3 separate regions of the Mus musculus genome follow, and all the other regions are linked to region 1. The links are chromatin loops, found by intact Hi-C in ENCODE. Cell type or tissue: left cerebral cortex. All regions are shown on one strand.

The links. Hi-C counts contacts between places; a loop is a spot of excess contacts. Peaks named below come from ENCODE experiments on the same cell type or tissue, not always from the same donor. Only the 100,000 strongest peaks of a DNase experiment are listed, where the experiment ranks them.
Region 2: a loop joins it to region 1, with 2.1 times the contacts of the local background. A loop is called at or near these places in 2 of 42 quality-filtered maps.
Region 3: a loop joins it to region 1, with 2.2 times the contacts of the local background. A loop is called at or near these places in 2 of 42 quality-filtered maps.

Annotation. Positions count from the first base shown.
Region 1 is chr8:95,693,210-95,701,209 of GRCm38, reverse strand. Ndrg4 (N-myc downstream regulated gene 4) reads right to left here. Exons shown (of 17, transcript NM_001372423.1): 2 at 3,922-4,016; 3 at 1,053-1,097. It overlaps Gm51585 (a long non-coding RNA gene), which reads left to right and starts at 2,863. Exons shown (of 2, transcript XR_003947588.1): 1 at 2,863-3,717; 2 at 3,884-4,175. In left cerebral cortex, a CTCF peak has its summit at 3,874 (motif pointing right); DNase peaks (open chromatin) are centred at 3,876, 4,305, 5,492, 6,352 and 6 more places; H3K4me3 peaks cover 494 bases; H3K27ac peaks cover 6,678 bases.
Region 2 is chr8:95,501,489-95,509,488 of GRCm38, reverse strand. 4933406B17Rik (a long non-coding RNA gene) reads right to left here. Exons shown (of 4, transcript XR_879118.2): 4 at 6,080-7,121. Among named protein-coding and RNA genes, the nearest start is that of 4933406B17Rik, 9.1 kb to the right of the region's middle. In left cerebral cortex, a CTCF peak has its summit at 3,025 (motif pointing right); DNase peaks (open chromatin) are centred at 3,088, 3,680, 4,384 and 6,859; H3K27ac peaks cover 613 bases.
Region 3 is chr8:95,426,179-95,434,178 of GRCm38, reverse strand. All of the region lies in intron 1 of Cfap20 (cilia and flagella associated protein 20), which reads left to right. Among named protein-coding and RNA genes, the nearest start is that of Cfap20, 4.7 kb to the left of the region's middle. RefSeq lists an enhancer at 5,865-7,671. In left cerebral cortex, CTCF peaks have their summits at 3,897 and 6,376 (motif pointing left); DNase peaks (open chromatin) are centred at 746, 4,057, 6,389 and 7,085; H3K4me3 peaks cover 1,680 bases; H3K27ac peaks cover 2,740 bases.

The DNA.
Region 1 (8,000 bases):
GTCACTGGGGGTGTCTGAGCACTGGACCCTTGGACACCATCCCCTCGTACGAGGCGAGCAGTCTGGGAGCAGGATGGCAGGGGTGGGGTGGACACTGCTGGACCTAGAATCCGGTCTCTTGTATTTTTCTAGTTTCTCTGTCTTGCTTCTGTCACCCGCGCTGACCCTGTAAGGCCAGCGACAGTGACAATGCCTGCCGCTGTGAAGCTGGGGATGAAGATGGCTCCCCGGCTGTGGCCCAGGTAACAGCCATCTTTTGTGGCTGCTTTTCTGCAAAAAGGAAAACCGAACAAAACCTGCCTCTATGTAGTGCTCCCAGAGTGACAGGAGGATTCCTTTGCTGTCCTTCACCAAGTAAGAGGTCTTGAGAACCAGGGTCCCACCATCTAGTTGCCCTAGTTGCCCAACGCTTATCTATTTAAGGATGTGGCCTGGAGGTGACTTCCATCCAGCAGGGAGGAGGGGGTTTGTCCTATTTGGGTGGCCAGTGGCGTCTGGGAACCCAATAACCCCGTTTCCCTCTCCATCCTATGCTTGCTGTTAGACATATTCTGGTGCCAGGAAATAAACCGTTCCTAAGGGACTCGAGGCAGGGGGGATAGCTGGCCAAGTGAGCAAAATCATCATGTGAAGGAATAAAAACAAAGAGCGAGTTCCATTTTCATGGTACCTTTGGCATCAAACTAACCGGGACATGGTTGTCCAGGCAACAGCTGCTATGGAAACAAGAGTTATTTCACAGTCAACCTAGCTTTCACCGGAGGAAAATGCTGATTCAGATGACAGCATCCCTCGCTCCTTTCTGCACACTCATTGCCGGAGGCCTCTGCTTCCTTTCCAACTGTCCTGTTCACAGAGGGTCCAACCCCTTCACTGGGCAGGGGGAGCTGCTGTGAGCCGTGGGGGTCATTAGGCCGTGAGGTGGCCCTGCCCTCACCACCAGAGACTGGGACACATGGACAGGCTATTACTCTCCTCTAGGACCCAGCCCAGTGGGAGAGAAGTCCAGACAGATATGGGTCCCATATTTGAGAGGCTGAACCCCAACCTACCTTCCAGTCTGTGTCCACAATTGAGAGGAAGGCGTCAGGGTTATCCTAAGGAGAACAAACAAAAGGGGGCAAGTTAACCCAGCTCCCAGGGCTCTGCACAGAGCAGACCCATCTTCTGATCCCCAGTCTACATTCATGCTAACAGAAGTGACTCACAGGTTACCCGGTGCAAGGATTTCTATCTTCTGGGTTAACGGGGAGACTCAGAGCTGCACCACAGGCAGAAAGCACTGAGATCTCTGCCTCATTACACATAAGGGAAGAGGATGAAGGAGCCAAGAAGCACTATGACTGTCACGCCCAGGGCTGGGTGGGTAAGCTGAGGCCTGTTCACTGTCCTGACCTATGGATATTAGGTGTTGTCAAGGCCAGCCACACTGCCCACTTTACTGTCTCAAACCTTGGGTCAATGTCAAACTGTCAGTGGCATGCATCTTTGATCCCTGCCTGTCCTGCCTCTGGTACCTTGAGGAGGGGACCGTATCTGGTCATGTAAAGGCTGGACTAGAGTGGGCTCCTGAACACAGGCTGATCAAATGAACAACCTGCCTTCACAAATGAGGGGCCTACGGCTCAGAACACACCCACATAGCACTGCAGGTATTTCCAGCGTTCAGGAGGGTGGAATAGGGGGATCTTAAGTCCAAGGCCAGCCTCAGCTCTGTAGTGAGACCCACTGATTCTTCCAAGGCCTGGGAGGAACGACAGGGGCCAAGGGAGGGAGGGCAGCCACTTTGGGAACCCCTCAGGAAGGGGGGCTGCTGGCAGAAGGGGGTAGGGCTGTTCACTGATGACGGAGCCCTTCACCAAGCTCACCAAACAGAAGAGCAAGTGGGAAGGTAATTACATCGGGGAAGGAGGGAGGCGGTTCTGTTAAAAACAAAATCTGACAGAAAGGATGAGGCAGATAATGGTAGGGTGTGCAGTGTGCTCTCGGGATGTTGGGGGCTCAGGAGATAGGAGTGTGGGAGGGATGGGGTCCACAAGCCAAGAGATAGCAGAAAGAAATAATCCAACATGAATCCCTGGGCGCCATAGGAGGTATATATGAGATCAAAACAAAGGGCAGGAGAGGGTCGGGATGCTAGGAAAGCCCAGGAGAGTGTGGAGACCAGCGGGGTGCAGAGAGGGAGCAGGCAGCACCTTACAGATCCCAGGACTCTGCAGTCCTCAGGGAGAGCTAGTCTAAAGTGGCTTATAGAGGTCGAGATGTATATAGAATATAGTCACCCTCCCGCCTCTGCATTGGTTACAGAGTCTTTTGTAGGTACCAGAGCCCACTTCTCTGAGATGGCATTTTCTTTGCCCAGAGCCTACGATTCTCCTCTCACACAATTTAAATCGGCTCTGGGTTGCCCAGAACACACCTTCTAGAAGACATATGTCATGGAAATAGTTGCTATACTCTGCTGTTAAGGGAATAAAGGCAAGGAAAAAAAAAGTGTGTACAGATGCTTTTCCTGGGCTGCTTCTATCTCACTAACTGAAGCCCCCCCCCCCCCCCCCCCCCGCTGTGGATACCATGGCTATGGGGGCGGGGTGGGGGGAGGGTGGATCGTGGGATAACAAGAATGTGTACCTGGCAAACTACAGCCACTCAGAACATAGAGGTCAGGCAGGCACTGCACTCAGGGTGCTATGAGACTCTGCCAGCATCACAGGTCGAGAAACGGCAGCTCCCAAAGACAATGTAAGGTAAAGCTAGCTGACACCTCAAGGACTTTGCTGGGAGTCACGTGGAGGCTGCACTGGGTGGTTTTTTTTTTTTTTTTTTTTTTTTTTTTGCCCCTTTGGGAAAAGCAGAGGCCACTGGGTACCCAGTGAGAACCTTGTGCTGACTCAAGGACTGAGACCTCCTCGTGAGACTGCAACACAGATCCAAACTCCAGAGAGGCAAGCTATGGCCCCGGTGGCAGGAAGTGAGAGGCTGGGTAGAGCAGAAGGAAGAAGGAGGTTGCCACGAACTGGAAGCAAAGGACTGTGAGTCAGGACAAAGGGATAGCAATGTGCTGCAGGAGGCTGGAGAGACCTGGGCACAGAACAGGCCAGCCCGGGCTTCAGGGTCAGGGTGTGACAGCCTGTTCTATGCATTCCTGGGCTAATGTCTTCCAGCAGAGGAAGCACCTGGGAATATGGCAGATACGCTCAAAGGTTCAAGGAGGCAGGGAAGGAGGGAGGCAGGGTAAAGAGAAGGCAATCCCCCAGCCTCAAGAATGAACATTGGAGAGTCAGTTTAGGGTGGTTCTGAGCTCTGGGGAGGGTCTCCCCATTACAACAGATAGGGCTGCATAGGACTATTATTGTGTGTCTTTAAAGGGTTGTACTGCGCAAGGAGAAAAGTGGGGATGCAGGAAGGAGGTTCCCGCAGGCATCCTAGCAGGAGGATGAACCTGGGTTGAAGAGCTTGCCAAATACGTTCACTTCTGGCCTCACGAGCTACCCTCAACTAACCTGGGAGTTATGTGTTAAAGGAAGGACAGACCATGCTCTCAGGGGCAGGGCTATGGTCTCATGTGCTGGGATTCCCCAGAGCGCTGGCTAAGCCATCCATCCGATCCCAATCCTTGCGGCTTCTTCTGGAAGGAAGCTGAAGGTGGGTGGAAAGGAAACACGGAGCTAAAGGTGGAAGGCTCTGGGCTCCTGCCTCTCCCAGCTGCAAAGCAAGGTGAGCGGGGACCATACCCAGCGACATGGGCTGGGCACTCAGGCTGGCTGGCCCTGACACATTTCTCAGGGAATGAACATCAGTTCTGGGTAGCTCTGAGCTCTCACAGGGAGGGTCCATGACAACAGGAAAGACAAGAACACACAATTTCCAATTTCACCACAAGGTGGCGCTCAGCCCCAGGACCTGGAAGGGGCGACTCACCATCTCAGTGGCATCCTGGCCGCGGAGCAGGGGCTTCTCCTCAGGAAATCGCAGCTCCTGCAGCCCTGCCATGGTCACGTCGTGGAGCAGAAGCCCTAGGAGGAAGGGAGTACGAGGTTGGGCCTTGTTCTGAAGCTGCCGGGTGAGGACATCACAGGGCAGGGCTGCTGTCCCCAGGGGACCAAGATCTGCTTGTACCAAGGACTATTATACTGTATTTGTTTTTCAAATAAAGTCATGTTTTGCAAAACTAAGCAGCAAAGGAACCTTGAAGGTTCTAAACAAAACCCTGCATTTATTGTGAGGCAAAAGGGCTCAATGGAGAGGCAAGAAAGAGATGGGATGAGAGCAGCTCAGAGTTGCTTGCAGAGATTTTGGTAGACTGAAGCTGAAGAGGATGGGAGGTGAAAGCTCTCTTTCCTGGAACCTGAACAGGGCTTGGCTTAGGACAGAAAACACATGTGATCTCAGCCGGCAGTCACCAGAGGGTCCCGGACCTGATTCTGGCAGACACAGAAACGTCTGACCTTTTAGAGAGAAAGGGTCACATCTATACACGTGTGTACACATTTCGGCATTCTCTCTCCCTCTCTCTCTCTCTCTCTCTCTTGTGCGCGCACACGTGTGTGTGTGTGTGTGTGTGTGTGTGTGTGTGTGTGTGTGCGCGCGCGCGCACAGGAGAGGCAGTACTGTGTCTGTCTCACTTGGGCATGATGGCAGAGGCCAGAAGATACCCAGGAGGGAAATGAGTCAAACATTCATTAAAACACAGAGAGATACCCAAAGACATTCAGATTAAAATAAGGTATTCTAGACTGGAGAGATTGCTTAGCAGTTAGAACACCAGCTGCTCTTCCTGAGGACCTGGGTTCAATTCCCAGCACCCACGTGGCAGCTCACAACTGTCTATAACTCCAGGTCCAGGGCATTGACACCCTCACAGACACATGTGCAGGCAAAACACCAATGCACATAAAATAGAAATTAATTAAAATACTTATATCATCTCTGACACCTTTGTTCTCTTGAGGGTCAGGTTGGCAAAAATGAATGAAAAATCTTCAAAAGGCGCAAACCACGGATTGAGGACACAGCTGGGGTGTAGCCAATGTGAATTACCAAAAGATAAGGTATTCTAAATATTCATATTGTCAGATTCAGCAAGTCCCAATCAACAAGGGAGACTTTGTAAGGAACCCAGGGGGTGACTAATGGCTCACTTAGCTTTGGGAATGCTCTCCAGTGTCACCGTCAACAGAAAAGTCAGAAGCAGCCAAAAGTTCACCAATGGGCTACGAGATTCACACATTACTTTGGTAATTTGACTAAGATAATTTTCAATTTCATGGGGAAATGTTGTATAACAATAAAATGCAGCTAACAGAGCTAGTGCGGTGGCTCAGCAGGTAAAGCCATTTGCCACCAAATAAGACAACTAGAGTTTAGTTTCCAGAACGCGCAGTGGCAAAGGACAGAACTGAATCCCACGAGCTGTCCTCTGATGCTACGTGCTTGTCACGGCACATGTAGAACCCAGGTGATAAGTGTTTCCAAAGCCGCTACAAAGCATTCAGTATCATCCCAGGTATAAGATATAAACAGGCCCCACAGAAAGAGCCTGGGAGACTGCACATTACACACGGTGGAGGGGAAGCTAGGGCAGAGGGGTTGTAAATTCAAGGCCATCCTGCGATACTGTAAGACCCTTACAAAATATGCATAATAACTGGTTTCAGGCATTGCCCCTGTAGCCGTGGATAAGAACTGAGAGAAGGGTGTCCACTCTGAAGTGGGTTGGGATCAGAGGCGAGTGCCACCGCGGCCTGGCCCCAATTCCTCCGGCCTCTAAGGCATCTATCTCCCAGCCTGTAAAGTGCCTACTCTGCTGTCTCATTCCACAGTGATGGGAAGTGAGGTGAGGCTGGAAGAGACCTGTTCAGTGTTCATGCTAGAGCACCATACCACCTAGAGAGTGAAGGGACGGTCGGTCCCGGTCAGTCCCTGGAGACCTGGCTTCCTTTCTCCCTCCCTTTATGGCTCTGTCTCCAGCTGTTCTTAGCAGTGAAGCCCGCAGACTCCCCCTCCTGCGTCCCAGTGGCAGCTCGGGCCCCTCCATCCTAACCCTCAATGCAGCAGGAGGAGGAATTGCCACCCTAAGCCCCGATCCCCACAATCCCCACACGATCACACCCTACGCCCTGCTGAGCTTTGTTTCCAGAGGTTTCCCAGGAAACTAGCGATGCAGATGGCTGTATTTTTAGAATGGTGTCCTCTCTCCTCCCTCTGCCCTTTCTTCCCTTCCTTTCTGCGATGTGTACATTCATCCATCCACCCCAGCGGGAGCTTAGCCACCTGAGAAACCTCCTTCATTAGGACTATCCTGGCCACCTGCCTCCCTGCCGCCCACCTCAATTCAAGGCACTGGGGTGTCCTGTCCTCCCCCCCACCTGCTGTGACACCACCTGGAGACAGTTCTCTCTAGGGACAATGCTATTAAAAGGGCTGAGGGTGGGCAGTGCAGGGGGACAGATGGTCTGTGACGGGGAGTAGAAGGGAAGGGGTAGGGAGAGACACAGAGAACCCAGCAAGTCTGGAAAACGGGCAGTGCAGCCTGGTCAGGGGCGTCTGGCAGGGGCTAGAGTGACATTTCCCTCAGGGCAACAGAGAACAAGCTTCCACAGAACGTTTCTCTCCCCACAGCAGTTGGGGGTGGAGGAGATGGCCGCTTTTCTTCCCAGTGGCGGCCAGGTGGATGACAGACAGGCAGCTGAAGCCTGAAAATGCTGCCAGGCGCTTTCTCTCTTGCTCTTTTTCCTCCAGACCACTCATTCCTTAGAGGGCTCCTGAAGCCTTGAGTTCCAAACAGGCCTGGGTGACCCCTGGCCCTCCCACTTAGTGTTTAGGCCACAGTCGTGGTCCTTACACTGCTGGGTTATGTTCGCATCACTGGCCAGCTTCCTGTGGGCAAATCACAAGGAGACTGGCTAGCATGCGGGGGGGTGGGGTGGGGGGGTGGACGGTGGGGGGACGGGGACGGGGACGGGGACGGGACTGTGGTCTCCTGCGCTCTCCCTGGAAAGCCCAGGGAGGATGGTGGCCATAACAGCTATATAGAAGCCATGCAGGGCTGGGCTGCAGCTCTCCAGTGCCCTGCCTAGCCTGGGATAAGCTTTACTTCTCAAGCTCTCTCAAGCATCAAGGAGAAAGGAGAACTCTGTAATGGGTGGCTTTTGTCTCCTGCCCAGGTGCTAACTAGGCTGGACCCTGCTTAGCTTCCAAACTCCAATAAGATTAGGTGTGTAATGGGGCTGGCGAGATGGCTCAGCGGGTAACACTGCTCGATGGTCCAAAGGTCCTAAGTTCAAATCCCAACAACCACATGGTGGCTCACAACCGCCTGTAATGAGATCTGACGCCCTCTTCTAGTGCTGTCAGAAGACAGTTACAATGTATTTATTTACAACAATAAATAACTCTTTGGGACTGAGAACAGGGACTGAGCCAGAGGAGTCAACCAGAGCAAGCAGGATTGCCCAGAGCAAGCAGAGGTCCTAAATTCAATACCCAACAACTACATGAAGGCTCACAACCATCTGTTCAGCTACAGTGTACTCACATACATAAAATAAATAAATAAATCTTAAAGAAAAGATTAGGTGTGTTGAAGTTCTATACCCCAAAATGAGGCAAAACTACTTTATCTGAGCAGTCTTCCTCATCCCTCTGTCCTCTCAGACGCTCGCTCCCTTCCTGATTCTGTTTCAGGGAAAAGGCAACCCCGCTGGGTGAAAGGCTGAACTGGTCTCCAGCAGCAGCAGCAGCAGCAGCAGCAGCAGCAGCAGCAGCAGCAGCAGCAGCAGCAGCAGCAGCAGCAGCAGCAGGAGGGACCGGGCTCCATTTGTGAGCATCAGTAACTGTGGCTCTGTGATGGGGTTTAACCTCAGATTAACGAGGGTTAAAAACACAGCAGTTAGGGCCAGCAAGATGGCTCAGCACACAAAGGCATCTGCCACCAAGCCTGATGACCCAACGTTAATCCCCGGAACCTATGTGGTAGGAATGAACGTGCTACAAGTTGT
Region 2 (8,000 bases), 190 kb after region 1:
AAAAACTCACCTGCTGCAGCCCCTCTCTGCTGCTCCCTTTGCCGGCTTTTGATGGGTTTAACCTCTGAGGATTGTTTACTGTGAGTTTTGATTAATCTTTAAGATGAGACAGAGGATTTTCTCAGCCTCTTACTCTAACTGAGAAGAAGTGCCTCGCTTTCCACTTCTCTCCAATATAATTGCTGTGGCCTTGCCTCATTATGCACATATGCAAGCGTTCATACCTCTTGGTATAATTTTACATCTATAAACATGGATCATGCTGTGCACATGGCTTGGCAATTTGCTCTTCTCACTCAATATATATTCAAGGCATCACCAGTGTCAGTATATAGAGAGCCTCCTCGTTCATTATTATGGCTGTGTAATGTTCCAAAGTTAGGGACAGGAATTATAGTCCCGAAGAAAGAAGAGAACGATAACAGCAACAAAAATCACCTTTGTCATTCCTTATGCCTCTCCCTAGCGGGGCTTGAGGGGGGATACTGGGCAGGTGGGTGGGGTGGGGGTTGGAAGGGGTTCATTGGTTTTCCCATAATTCTAATCATGGTGTGGACACTCAGGACTCTTCCTATTCCTTTGTAGCACCTTTTATTATAAAGCAGGTTTTAAAAAATATTTATTTATTATTATACATAAGTACACTATAGCTGTCTTCAGACACACCAGAAGAGGGCGTCAGATCTCATTATAGGTAGTTGTGAGCCACCATGTGGTTTCTGAGATTTGAACTCAGAACCTCTGGAAGAGCAGTCAGTGCTCTTACCCGCTGAGCCATCTTACCACCCCCACAGGTTTTCTTGGCTTTGGCATGGGTGACATTTGGAAGATTAAATTTTGATTTTTTGATTTTTTTTTTTTTTTTTTTGGTAAGGACATTCAAACCACGGGACACACATTTGGTTTCTGTCCCTGCTTGTAGCTTCTGAAGCCCTTGGAGTCTCTAAAGTCATAAGAAGCAGAGACGGGAAGATGAATGTTAAGGTGAGACACTCATTGATGGCCAGCGACTTGGTCATGCTTACCTTGGAAATGTCCATGAACACCCAGAATGCATTCTGGTTGCTTTAGGACAAGTGAACTCATAGGACCTGCAGAAGGGCAGCCAGTAGGGTATGAGGCTCACTCCCCTCTTCCTTTGGCTCTGTATGCCACACTCTGTTATCTGTAATCTTTCTTATCTCTTTCCTAATAACCAAGTGATTGAGCCCCAGGGGGGTTGGAGGAACCTCAGTTAAGGTTCTCAGTTGGTCGGAAGCACAGATTACAGACTGTGCGTGAGACTGGTACCCAGAGTGGGGGCCGGACCCTCAACCTGTAGGATATGACTCTGTCTCCAGGTAGAGCTCTATGTTAAAACTGAGCTAAATTGTAAGTTGCCCAGCTAGTGGCTTGTTAGCAAATCTTGGTGGGATACTTGGTGTGTGGGGAGGGGAGAGAAACACCACAAATCTAGTACTGAAAGTGTTAGATAGGCAAGAATAGAAAAGGATACTTTCTCTGTTATTCTTCTTTTTCCCTATGTATATGTTTATAAGAACTTAAACATAATCCCTTTCTTTGTGTCTGTTGTTGTTGTCGTGTGTGAGAGAATATGTAGTATGTGTGCCCATATGCATGCATGTGCAAACAAGAGCAAAAACGTCTCTGTCTGCTGCTCTCCTCTAACCTTCCTTTTACATATGGTAATGTAATATTTCCCCGGGCTTTAAGTACCCAGAATCCTTTGCAATGTCTCTTTTATGCAAAGCAAAAGGAGACCCTTCTGGTACAAGTTCAGGTATCTTCTATTCTAGAGCATTACTTTCAGTACCACGTTTTTAATATATAATTTTTTTTAAATTTTATATGCATTACTGTTTTGCCTGCCTGTGTGTCTGTATGAGAGCCTCAGGTTTCCTGGAGCTGGAGCTACAGACAGCTGTGAGCTGCTGTGTGGTTGCTTAGAATTAAGCCTGGCTCCTCTGGAAAAGCAGCCAGTGCTCTTAACCACTAAGCCATATCTCCAGCCTCAGTATCAGTTAAAATTTTTTTTTAAAAAGATTTATTTTCTTTCATGTGTATGAATTACTTGCCTGCATATGTGTCTGTGTACCGTGTGCATGCCTGGTGCCTGTAAAAGTCAGAAGAAAGTGTTGGCTCTCCTGGAAATGGAGTTCCAGATGTTTTGAGCCACCACATGGGTGCTGGGAATGGAATCCAGGTCCTCTTCAAGAGCAGCAAAGCTAACCACTGAGCCACCTCTCCAGCCCCAATATTGTTTTTTGTCATACAGAAAACGACTCTTGTTCCTTGTCAAAATATTATCTGGAGAGTATTAAAAACCTTTAAATTCTTATTAAAATGAGCGTGCACCCAAGATATGTTTGTTAGCAGGCAGATGTTAGATGGTACAAAGGACCATCTTTCCTCTTACAGGAAAGAGTTGTATGTCCCATATCAGAAAAGGCATGCTAAAAGCAGTCTGTCCTGTTCAGAACAAAATTGATCAATGGCCACAGAACAATAAAATCTTTGGTCTATCTTTTATATATGTGTGTGACAAGGTCTCACAATGTAGCCGAGGCTGGCCTCACACACTCAATGTTACTGACTCATTTTCCCCATTATAGATGCGCATGCCTCAACATGCCTGCTAGGATGTTAGCCTTTCTTAGCAGACAGAAATTATTTGTCTCACTGCTGAAATTCTGTCAGTTAACATATAACTTCATCAACTCTGGCCTCCAGGGAGGAGTCTGCTTCAAGTCCAACGAAGGTACATTTCTAAAAAAAAAAAACCAAAACAAAACAAAGACAAAAAAAAACCAAAAAACAAAACAAAACCCGGAAACCACGCCATCTGCTCTGTTGCACAGTGCTACAGAACCCACTGAAAAGACGCGTGCTGCTCTTTTGTTTCTTCAGTTTGGGGGATTTTCAAACGTTCTTCTTTTTTTTTTTTAAATTTTATTTATTTTTATTTGTATACATGTATGTGTGAGTGTATGTATGCCAAGTGAGTGCAGATGATCCTTGAGGCCAGAAGAGGGCGCCAGATTCCCTGGAGCTGGAGTCACAGGCCATTGTGAGTTGCCCAATGGGAGGGCTGCTGGGATCCAAATCCTCACCCAAATCCTCCCAAAGAGCATCTGGTGATCTTAACACCTGAGCCCTCTCTCCAGTCTCTTCTTCCTCTTTACCTCCCTCTCTCCCTCCCCCCTCCCCCCTCTGAATCCACATCGTACAGCATAATTTCTCCCTAAGGGAAACCAGCAAAAGCTCCTGTAGTCCTTTCTCCTCTCCCTCCTCTTCCTTCTCTCCATCCACACTCCAGGAAGGTGAGGCTAGTCCCCTGAGACATTGAGTTTCCTTTAGTCACTGCTCGGACCAGGCTTCCTGCCTGCTCACCTTTCTCTCTCCTTTTCCTCTTTCTTTTCTTCCTCTCTCTCTTTCTCCCTCTTCTACTCCAATTCTTCCTCCTCTACCCGCTGCCTCCCTTCCTCCCAGGAACCCCCTTCCTTCCTTGCATTAAAAAAATATATCCTATTTTATTGAAATATGATTCATATACCATAGAGCCATTTAAAGTACATAACTCCATGGCTTTTGACAGATTCACACAGTTGTACATTCCTGTCACCCTAAAAAGAAGCCCTATCCTGATTAACAGTCACTGTCATCTCCTCCCACCCCTTAGCAACCAGGAATCCACATTCTGTCTCTACGGATTCGCCTATTCTAGAGATTTCTATAAATAAAGTCATACAATGTGTGGGGCTTTTGTGACGGGTTTCTTTCACTTGGCTTAATGTTTTTCATGGCTCATTCATGCTGCAGCCTGTATCAGTAATTCACTATTTTATTACCAAGTAATATTGCATCAGACAGATATACAGAATTGTACTTAGTCAGTCAGTAAATACATGGGTTGCCTCCACCTAGGAGGCTATTAGGAAAAACGCTGATGTAAATTCTTGGAGACCACTTAACTTTTATTCACTGGGGACAGGGATGAGAATTTGTTAATGCAAATTATTTGTTTCTTTATATTTTTAAAAACTGTCAAATCACGCCTATTAATCTGACATGTTTTTCTGGTTGAGAGAACTATGGGGGTGGGGGCTATTTAGAAATCCATATTTCATTTTTTTTTTATTTTTTAAGTTTATTTCCGATTGAAAATTTTCTACATTCAGAGAGTGTATTTTGAACAGATTCACACACACACACACACACACACACACACACACACACACCATTCTCTCCATTCTAATTCCTCCCCTATCCCTATCACTGCTATTTCCTCTAACTTCATGAGGACTCTAGTTTAAAAAAAAATCATAGACTCCCTTTAGCGTATGGCAATCTGCGCATGCGTGTGGTGGCATCTCTTAGTGCTTTAGTAGCCTTTCAGGTGCCTGGAGGGGAGAGCTGATAGGCTGTGGGAGCCAGAGCAGTGGGAGGTCGTGGTGAAACAATGTTTTCTGGACACAACAGAGTAGCTGTGCATATGAATTGACAGCAGCTGTGGCCGCATGCACAAGACCCTCACAAAACCTCAGCAGAGAGTGAAGAGGAAGCCAGGAAGTCCAACCCTGAGCTGGCTGCTGATGGCTGCTGGAAGAGGAGTCTGTTTTCTTCCTTCAGTGTTTGGGGTTTTGTTTTTTGAGATAGAATCTCTGTTGCCCAGACTAGCCTGGCTGTGAACTTCTCAACCTCCTACCTCACAAGTCCTGGACTTCCAGATACAGGCTACCATGCTCAGCTAACTTTATGTCAACTTGACACAAGCTAGAGTAATTGGAGAAGAAGGAGCCTCAGTTGAGAAAATGCCTCTAGAAGATCGGACTGTAGACAGGCCTGTCAGGCATTTTCTTAATTAGCGATGGATCAGGGAGGGTCCAGTCCATTGTGGGTGGTGGCCTTGGGTTCTATAAGAAAGCAGGCTGAGCAAACTATGTGGAACAAGTCAATAAGCAGCATCCCTCCATGGCCTCTGTATCAGCTCCTGCCTCCAGCCCTACTTGAGTTCCTGTCCCGACTTCCTTCAGTAAGAGACTACTGTGTAGAAGTGTAAGCCAAATTAACGCTCTCCTTCTTCACTTGCTTTTGGTCCTGACGTTTCATCATAGCAATAAGAACCTTAAGTAGGGCAGTGGTATTTGAGAGCTACCCAGAATAAAGTGTCCTCCTTCATCACTAGCAAGTAAATAAGTTGCTGCCTTAAAAAGAAAAAAAAAAAAAAGGTTAATCCTTCAGGGAAGCGTAGGCATCTTAGAAAAGTCAATACCATGTTATTTATTAGCTTATCAGATGAGTGGGAGTTTTGACTCATTGAGAAGGGCAGGGAGGGATTCCAGAAAGCTCCAGTAGAAATCTGATAGCACTGCCTAGGAGCCACATTCCAGGACACAGCAAAGGATCAGGTCAGGTCAGTGGCCCCAAAGCACAATTGACATCGTTCACCAGTAAACAGACAGTGGCAGCAAGTGTTGGCATCAGGACCTCCGAAACCTGTGACATCACAGGTAACAGCGTAACCTACATGCCTGTTGCCAAGACAACGGCCACCATATTCCCAGAATCCATTGGGCTCACCTCCCACCTTTACCTGTGATCACATCAGCTTCCATATATATGTGTGTATATATATACACATACATATATATATATATATGTATATATATATATATGTATGTGTATATATATACACATACACACACACACACACACACACATATATATGGAACGCCTCTCCTCTCTCTCTCTCTCTCTCTCTCTCTCCTCTCTCTCTCTCTCTTCCCCCTTTCTCTTTCTGCCACCACCTTCCCCCTCTCTCTCCCAATAAACCTCTTAACTCGAGAAACTGCTTTGGCTTGGTGTTCTGTGTTCAGACTTTAGACGCTATTCTAACACATCAGCAAGTACCACACAACCACATGTGCTTGTCTGACCAAGCCCTCTCAGACAGTCAACAGCTTCTCCAGTGCAGGAGCGAGGATTTAAAAGGAAGAGACGATTAGACAGTGCTGCAGCATGACCCCAGTCAATTCTGAGACTGAGGCAGGTTTATTTTTTCCCAAACAGCCTTTATACCATTTTAATTTCATGCAAGTATTAAGGTCAGTTCTAGGTTAAAGAACAAGCAAGACAACAAACACAGATAGTCAAGGAACAAGCAAGGCAACAAACAGAGTCCCACGATCACCTCTGTGATCACTGTTTCTAAGGGCTTATCAGGGTGACCAAGGTGTCTGAGCCTACTTCACCGCTCTAGCCCAAAGTCCTATTCTTGCCTGAAGTCTACTTCTTTTGTTATTTTGTTGTTGTTGTTGTTGTTGTTTCCTTGTTCTAGCCTAAAATTAGATTCCTGCCTGAAGCCCATTTCCTTGTCCTTGGCCAATATCAGATTCCTGCCTAGGGACCCCCAAAAGTTCTCCACATTTGTCCCTAGGTTTTCAGTTGTATTTATATCATGGATACCCCAACCTGCCTCTCAGAGCACAGGTCCCATCCAGTTAACCAGCCTCCCAAACAGACTCCCAGACCTGCGTTTTCTCATACCTGTGAACCAACCTCCTCATTTACCTTTATGGCTGGTCTCCTGGCTTTCACGTTCACAGTTAGAACAAGGCCTTTGAGAGCCATCCCCCTCCTCTGTTCAGCGTGTTCTGATAGCTTCCGATCATGGTCATTTGACAAATCAGAATCTTTACAATGGTCCATAAATGTCTGCCTCCATCATTCCCTGTTACAGGGCTGTGTGATTCCTGCTGTTCCTCCCACATGGCAGGCACTTCTGCCCAGGCCGCTGCAGAGGAAGCTGAGTCCTGCCAAAACACTCTCGTGCCAAAACCTGCACGGTGAATGAATGCTCTTCCTTCATAGCCTCATAGGGACTTTTTTTGTAACATCCTCTCCTCCAGCTGCAGGAGCTCTGCATTGCCAGACTGAGCACGGTTGGAGGCGGTATGAAGACCAGAAGAGGCAACTCTAGGACAAGTGCTGTGGTTTTAGCTTGAGATGGACACTTTAGACTCCATTCAGAGCTTCCGATATAGACAAGTGCAGTAATGGGGGCGGGACGAGGGAGGCCGAACACACTTCACATCAATATCATGACTTCTAAAAACTGTTCTCTACAGAAAGGAATAAGGACATCTTGAAGTGGTCGTCGGCCGCAGAGCTGGGGCAGGAAAAATATATCAAGAGCCTGGAGCATCCTTTCTAACTAAATTATTGCTGGGGATAGTGACGGACGCCTTTAATCCCAGGAAGCTGGGCGTTCAAGCCAACCTGAGCTACCTGTGAACTTTATCTCTAAACAAACAAGCAAACAAACAAATAAAAAATCCTCAGAACCCAGTTGGAAGGAGGTCACTCCAGCAAAATAACAGACAATTTGAACATAAAAGTAATTTATTGCCAGGCAGTGGTGGCACATACCTTTAATCCCAGCACTCAGGAGGCAGAGACAAGCAGATGAGGCTAGACTGATCTACTCAGAGAAAAACTGTCTGGAATTTTTTTTTTTTTTTTTTAATGCATGAGGGTTAACAATGCGGCTTGGTGGGGAAATGCGCTTGCCTGATCACCTGGGCTCCATCCTGGAACCCACAGAAGAATGAAAGGACTGAGTCAGACCGTTATCCTCTGACCGCCACATGTGCACCATGGCGTGAGCACGCACTCACAGGCACACACACGGACACATCATATAAGCAAGCACACAGCAATTTAGCTTTAAAAAAAAACCAAAAACTGATGATAACAATTGTTTGTTGAGACAAAAATCTCTATATGTAGTACAGGCTGACCTTGGTCTTCTATCTTCAAATCACAACCTCTCAAGGGTTGGGATAACGTCTGTGCCTCTAACCTCAATGCCATAGGACTCTGCCATAACTCACTTAATAAACGAGTTCATGCCGGGCAGTGGTGGCACACGCCCTTAATCCCAGCACTCGAGAGGCAGAGGCAGGCGGATTTCTGAGTTCGAGGCCAGCCTGGTCTACAGA
Region 3 (8,000 bases), 270 kb after region 1:
TAGAGTCCGTACTATTCTTCCTGTACTGGCCTTCTCCATTGGGAAACCTGCAAAAAGGTGATTGTTAGGGGCTTCTCGAGAGCCAGTATCAAGCCTCTGTATTTTTATCCAGCCGTCCTCTAGAATGGATGGTGTTTTTGCTTGCCACATGAGATGGTGGCCTTCCCTGTTCACTTTTGGAGATATTAAGATCTAGATGAAATGCCTTGCCGTTTCTTTTCTCATGAAGATTCCTGGGGCAGTGAGCTGGACCGTTTTTTTGTTTTGTTTTGTTTTTGAATATAAAGTGGTCACTCTAATGTGGAAGCCAGGTGATTTAGGGAATATCTTTAGTTCTGCCCTCGGCTGGGGAAGATGGAGAGAGGTGATATGCCTAGTGTGGTGTTCATAGAGATGTATATAGAATGGGTGGAGTAAGTCAAGATTATTCGTAGTAGGACTAGAACAATGTCTTTCCTAATTCACAGAGAAGGGCTTTGAGACACACAGTGGTTGACAGAGTACCTGCATTGCCTTCTGTTTGTCACTGCTAGGCAGTCGTGTGTTCTGAGGACAGCTTTGAGAGAAACCTGTTGGGAGTGTCTTGTCATTTGGCTAAGACAGTTGAGAGTTCCTCAAGATCTGGCCTTTGGTATGTAAGCAGTCTGACCAACTCTTTCAGATCCATAGCTAGAGTTATGTCAAGAGTATCCCATAGGAAGCGGACCCTTAGCTCCCCCCATCCCACAATCTCCTGAGTGTTCGTTCACTTTGAAATGAAGCAGCAGGAGCTCTTAAATGAGACCTGCAGGGAGAACCCAGAGACAGTCCACCTGGCAGTGTTGGGAGGGTGCTCACCAGCCTTGGTATCTTGCCTGTTCTGCACAGCCAGAGGGCACAGAGAGAGAGCAGGCTTGTGTGCTGCTTGAACTTGGAAACTGAGCTGTCTGAAGTGTTGGTGTAAAGCAGTCAGAACAGGGCTGGAGAACATGCTGTTTTGAGATGGGAAAGAAGTGTCGGAGCGTCTATCAGAGGGTTCATTTACCCCCTGGCTTTTCTCTGTGATGTGTTTTATTCTTTCAAGCCCGAGTTTTTGACTAGTCAACATGTTTACACATGGCATAGAAAGCAGAGTAACCATGGTGCACTGTGTCCCTTAACAACGCCTCTAAAGGTCCAGTGGTACCCTGATGACATAAACAACATACACAACATTATTAGGGCAGAGTCACATGGAGCAAATTAAACAGACATTCTTGCAAAAACAGGAATTAATTACGTTTCTAACTCTTGTTTGGATTTGACAAACTAGTGTTTAAGGGAGAAGTTTTCTCCAACTGAGGCAAGAGGGGGCAAGAGAAAAAGAAGAAGTTTAGGCCTATCCACATCAGCTTTATTGTATTCAGGCTTTTCCTCAGTTAAGCGATCTCAGTAACTGGGGATGCAGTCCAGTCAAGGAAACACTGGAGTTGGTCATGTTTATCAATGATTTATTGAGCAACATCTGAGTGATAGGCCTTGTACAAAGAAAATCACCCTTCTCCTGGGAACTAAGGCAAAGCTGTAATAAGGTCAGAGTCTGGTTGTAGGGTAGGGGCGACAGGGCTGTCTACATTACCAACCTGTGCCTTGGCCCTTTGCCAGGAGGCACTACACACTGACTGGGATGATTATTTTGAGTCCTTATTTTGATATCACAAGTATTTACTATTCTGACTTTTGCGTTTGTGCACAGAGAAAATGCCTATTTGGTTTCTATGAAAAACGATCTTGAAAGATTAGGTGTAGCATCTGCTTAGGCTTCTGAAATTAAGGTGATGTAGTCATTGTCCTTTGGCTTTTCCTCTCCTAAACCTCTAATGTGGCACTGAGGCAGCGCTGAGACTAACTAGTTGTCCAGGCTCACTCACCGGTTCCACTCCCTCCTTAGAGACAGGCTCCTGCTGCATGGAGGCCATGAAGCGCTCTGCACGCAAAACCTCCCGCACGCACTTGGTGCTCCTGGCCTTCACCCACATCTTCCTTGGTCTTTGGTCACAGAGCAGAGGTAGCAGTGCCTCTGATGCTTGCCTTGACCCCACAGGGTCATTTTATCAGCTCCCAGCCTCTTCATCCTCCTGTCCCCACACTGGGACTTAGTTAAGAGCTGAGACAGATCTTTGTTGGCTTTCAGACCAAGAGCTTAGAAAAAAATCAACAGGTTCTTTAATGTCCCTTTACTTCTGGAACCAACAGATCCGACTACCTTTATTAAGAATGTTAGGGCTGGATGGGTACAACTTTAATTAGATGAGTCTCTGGGAGTCTGAGTCTAGCCTGGTGAACATAATAGCAAATCCTAGCTAGGGTGACTTAATGATGTACTGTCTCAAAACAGAAATAAAACGAAGAATGTTGCTCCTCCTGCACTGCACTGCGTGAGTGTCAGTCGGCTTTGCTGCTGCACTGGGAGCCCATGGCGCTGGCTGCCCATGGCACTGGCTGCCCATGGCACTGGCTGCCCATGGCACTGGGAGCCCATGGCACTGGCTGCCCATGGCACTGGGAGCCCATGGCACTGGCTGCCCATGGCACTGGCTGCCCATGGCACTGGCTGCCCATGGCACTGGGAGCCCATGGCACTGGCTGCCCATGGCACTGGCTGCCCATGGCACTGGCTGCCCATGGCACTGGCTGCCCATGGCACTGGCTGCCCATGGCACTGGCTGCCCATGGCACTGGGAGCCCATGGCACTGGCTGCCCATGGCACTGGCTGCCCATGGCACTGGGAGCCCATGGCGCTGGCTGCCCATGGCACTGGGAGCCCATGGCACTGGCTGCCCACGGCACTGGCTTGTGTTGCTACTAGAAGCCCATTGGGCTGATTTGTGAGTGCTGCTCTCTCCTCCTCCCTCCCAGCTGCTAATGTTTCTCCATGGAATGTGACTGTATCAGAGTCTTTTGTTGATCTTGTTAAGTAGTCATAATGACTGGGTCCCCATTTCTTATTTTAAGGAAGAATAAAGACCCTCTCCAGAATTTAAAAAAAAAAGTCACTACATTTTTGGTGTGTGTGTGTGTGTACACTCACACACAGGCATATCTTCTTGCCTGTGTCCATAGAAGTCAAAGGACAAGTTGTAGGAGTCAGTTCTTTCCTTTCACCACGTGGGTCCAAGAATTGAACTCAGGACAGCAGACTTAGCTGCAGTAAGGTTTATCTACTGAGCCACTTTGCTGACCCTAGACCCTGACTTTTAAATTGATAAACCTTGCTGATGTGTACTAAGTCTGTCTGGCCTCCAGGAATGGAATTGAGTGCCTTTGGATAGAAAGAGTAAAATGATTTTCACTTTCCCAGGCGTGGTCTTTATTTCTATGGTTGATAACTTTTACTGTAACAGGATGAAAGCAGTGAGCTTCATTTACTTGTGCCCTTTCAAGAAACACTGTGAGCAAGGTGGTGCTCGTACACACATTTAATCCTAGTAGCCAGGTAGATCTCTGTGAATGTGAAGCCATCCTGGTCTACGGTGTGAGTTCTGGGACAGCCAGGGTTACACAGAGAAACCAAGAATCAAAAGAAAGAGGGAGAAAGAAAGTGATCGAGGCTTGGGAGGCAGAAGCAGGCAGATTTCTGAGTTCGAGGCCAGCCTGGTCTACAAAGTGAGTTCCAGACAGGGCTACACAGAGAAAGCCTGTCTTGAAAAAAAACCAAAAAAAAAAAAAAAACCAACCAAACAAACAAAAACAAAAACAAAAAAGAAAGTGAGCGAGGGCAAGAGAGAAAGAAGGAAGGAAAGCAGAGCACAAAGAAAGAGAAAGACACTGTGGTGCCCAGGGTAACTGAAGGGACGGACCATTTGCAGATGTCTGGAGTTACTGTCAGCTGGGTAAGTAGCCCAAAGTCCCTTGAGCCTGAGCTTTGACCAGTCTCCCACAGAGGGCTCCCTCTGCCTGTTTTCTGACTCAGAGCCAGGCCCCTGGCCCTGGGCAGACTTTCCTACTGCAGTAGACAGCTTTAGGGGCTTAATGTAAATTGGGACATGTGTCATTAAGAGGACATGCCAGATAGCTGAGGGTTCCGCTGCAGAATGAGTGAGTGGAGCCAGAAAATGAAAGTGGGGGAGGGGGGCCGAGTGGGACTGGTACAGCTAATGTGTTATTTTTGAATCACTCTGTAGAACTGTGGAGATTGGCCAGCTTCCTCCCGATCCCTGTAGTATTATTTTTCCCTCATCCTGACCCTCCTCCCTGGGGCTCACACTGAGAGGGAAATCAGTGTTCTTTATTAGTTGCCCAGCAACCATGAAAAGCCTGGGAGAACACTGTGAGATGAGCTTAAGGTTTGCTCCTTTGGTGTCTGTAATACTGGGGATCATTCTCATCTCTAATTGCCAGTAACTTGGGTTCAAAAGCCCCCACATACTTAATGTGTAGGATAGCAGGGGTCAAGGTTCACAGGGAGGACTAAGAATACAAGATGATGGCATTTGCATGTCATTATGAAATCCACTCATCTTTTCCTTTTTTGAGTACTTCTGGGTAGTTGTGTGCATGCATATGTGTGGAGTGTATGTGCTGACGTGTTTGCTTGTGGAGGCTGGAGGTAGGCAAAAGCTGGTTAGCCATTGAACCCAGATCTGCCTGTCTGCCTAGCCCCACCTCACAGTGCTGGGGTTATAGGCAGTGTGATTGCCTTCCCCAGCTCTTATGTGGGTGCTGAGGATCCAAACTCAGTCTTACAATGTAGCCCAGGCATATCTGAAGTTAAAAAGCCTAAGGTAGCCACAGACAAGCAATCTTCCTGCCTCAGTCTCCTAAGTGCAGCCACTGTGCCTGTTAAGCCTGCTACTTTGCATGCTGATATTAATTTTGTTGCTGTTTTTGCTGCTGTGGCAGAACAACTTAAGGTAAGGAAGTTATTTGGCTCTTGGAGGAGATAGTAGGAGTAGGGAGAAAGATATGGCCAAGTTCATGGTAACAGGGACAGACAACTGGGTCATCTATGAAGACCAGGAATCAATGAGCAGAGAAATCTGACACTAATCTTGCATTACTTTTTTACTTATCTTTATTTTATGTCCATTGGTTTATTTACCTTTTTTTTTGTCCATTGATTATGTCCATTTGGTGTTTGCCTGCATGGATATCTGTGTGAGGGTGCCAGATCCCTTGAAACCAGAGTTACTCATAGTTGTGAGCTGCCATGTGGGTGCTGGGAATTGAACCCAGGTCCTCTGGAAGAACAGGTCTTAACTACTGAGCCATCTCTCTGGCCCCTATCTTTTCTCCTTTTTATTCAGTGATGAGTCAGAACAGAAGATGGATGGATACCACCCACATTCAGGGTGGGTCTTTTCTCATAAACTTCTCTGGAAGCACACCGCAGACATCCAGCAGTGTACCTTCATCACACTAACTTTAAAGACTGAGGGGTGTGTGTGTGTGTGTGTGTGTGTGTGTGTGTGTGTGTGTGTGTGTGCCTGTGTGCCTGTGTGTGTGCGTGTGCATGGTCATGTGTACGTACTTGGTTGCCTTTTTGCTTACCAAGTGAGTGCAGGTGCCTGCAGAGACTGGAAGAGCACATCAGATCCCCAGAACTCTAGTAATATGGTTAGGAGCCACATATGAGTGGTAGGACCAAACCTGGGCTCCTCTGCCAGAGCAGCCAGTGCTCTTAATTGCTTCAGCCCATGATTTTAAATATTAGTGAAAGGATAGTAAAGCAAGAAAATGTTCATGGCCACACTCTGCTGGTGAGCATATATCATGAAAGAATTAGTCATAAGCTAATTAGAGGAAGAAGTAAAGTGAAACCTTGAGCACTAAATGCATCGACCGCATTTTATCTTCATCCAAGGCCAGGTCTGCTCAGTGAACTCTGGGCCGAGGAAAGGAAGTTAACTCTTTCTGGGGACATGCATCTTACCACATGTGTTTGCAAGAAGCTTCCCGGAGGATGGGGTTACTTCCTGAAAGGCAGTGTTAGCCTGCATCTGTTTTGTTTTGTTTAGTTTTGTTTTGTTTTTGTTGGAGACGGGATTACTATATAGCACTGGCTAGCCTTACATTTGCTATGTACGCTAGGCTAGCCTCAAAACATACTGAGACCATCCTAGTTTGCAAGTGCTAGGTTCCCACCCATGTACTACCACAGCCGGGCTGCCTGTGTAATTTAATGTAGTCATTTCTAGAGGGGAGGGGTGGAAACCACTCCCTTCTCCCAGAGCAGGCTTTGGGAAGCCTCCTGTCCTTGAGTGTTCACGTCCCGGATCATCATCTGCACCCCACTCCATTTTTCCAGCTTGTTTGTGTTTCCACCCTTTGAAAGGGGCCTTGAAAGGGGGAAATGGTAATTCACTAACAAATCAGGCTGAGGAGAGACCTAGGAATGCTAGAGTGCATTCTAGCGCCCTCTGTTGGCCTCTGCATGCTGTGGAAGCCATTGTTCCCTTCGTAAGGACTTAGTGGGTAAGACTTGTAAGCTGTAAACCTAGAGAAGGTCAGAAAGGCACTTCCTTCTGTGAGTTCTGGCTGCCTTTCTGAGCTGGGAAGACCTCTTGTTGACTCTGGATGGAGAGCTTTTCGGAAGTGTTAGGACTGAGGCCATGATTTGAAACAATGTTGGATAAGTGGCAACAGTTGCCTTTTAGCGATAGTAGACTTGAGAGCCTAATTATTTTTTTTTGTCTCTTTTAGTCCATTGAATTTCACTGTTCTTGTAGCTGCCTTCTTTAGAAGGAATGTGTGTGTTATTGGAAATAACTAGTGTATGTTATAAAATTAGTACAGCATTTTATTGGAATGCTCCCAGCTCTTATCAGTGTGCTATACCACAGCATTTGGAAATAACTTCTTGACAGAGTCTTCCTTCAACAAGTTGCCTGATTTTCCACAGAAAATACAGGAGAAATCTTGCTACTTTGGTTGGGAGTGCTGGGGAAGGAGGTGGGCAGTGCTGGCATGTTCTACACAGACTTGAGCCTTTGTGCTCTTAATCTCTGTTGGAAAGTAGCCCAGAATTCAGAGCAGGAGGCCATTGACTGTGGCCAGCTTTGTTGAGAAGCATTTCAATGTGACATTTGTGTCTTGACAACCCAAGAACTGCTCCCCATTGGCAGAGATGAGAGGCCCATCTAGCCCCTGTGCCTGAAAATGGCACCAAAGGGTGTTTTGTAAGAAGCATTCTTCATGCCACTAGTTTCATGTGCTTTCTGACGCTCCCATGATCTCCAGCTTCCTATAATAGTCTACAGTCGATATGTTATCCAGGAATGTTTAAAACCCTCCTTGAACCTACTCAGATGTGCCAGCTCTTAGGGTGACAGATTCCAGAGTCAGCACATATTTGAACACTTAGCTTATGCTTCACACAGAACTAAATGCTGAAGAGGATCCTACAGATGGGTGGCATTTGATCTATTCTTGGCTGAGCCTCACAGATGTCACCTGGAAAACACCACACACAGTGGGGTAGATTTAGATTGGACTCATTGATAGAGCGTACAGAGACTGATGGTAAAGCACAGAGCAGTATTTTTAATAGTCTGTGTTAAAAAAGTATTGTCAGGCTCCTCAGTGCCTTCTCCCTATATGCAAATCTTAACAGAAAATAAAATTGTAATCACCAGGCTGATTAATGAACAAGAACAAGGAGCTTTAATCACTGAGGTTGAGTCATTGATTATGTGGCCAGTTTTAGCCCTCCCCCCCCCCTTTTTTTTTTTGGTTTTAGTCTTTTGAGACAGGGTTTCTCTGTATAGCTCCAACTGTCCTGGAATTCGTTCTCTAGACCAGGCTGGCCTCGAACTCACAGAGATCTACCTGCTTCTGTCTCACAAGAGCTGGGAATAAAGGTGTGCAATGCCAATGCCCCGCTCAACACTGTCCTTGCTCGTTTGTTTGTTTGTTTGTTTGTTTGTTTGTTTTAGTACCCAGGAGCCTCTCCCACACCTAAGTGATCTTTTCTGTATTAGCACATTCAGTCCTATGTCTCTTGTGCATTTTAGCTGCTTTGGATTTAGTGCTCAGAAATGTT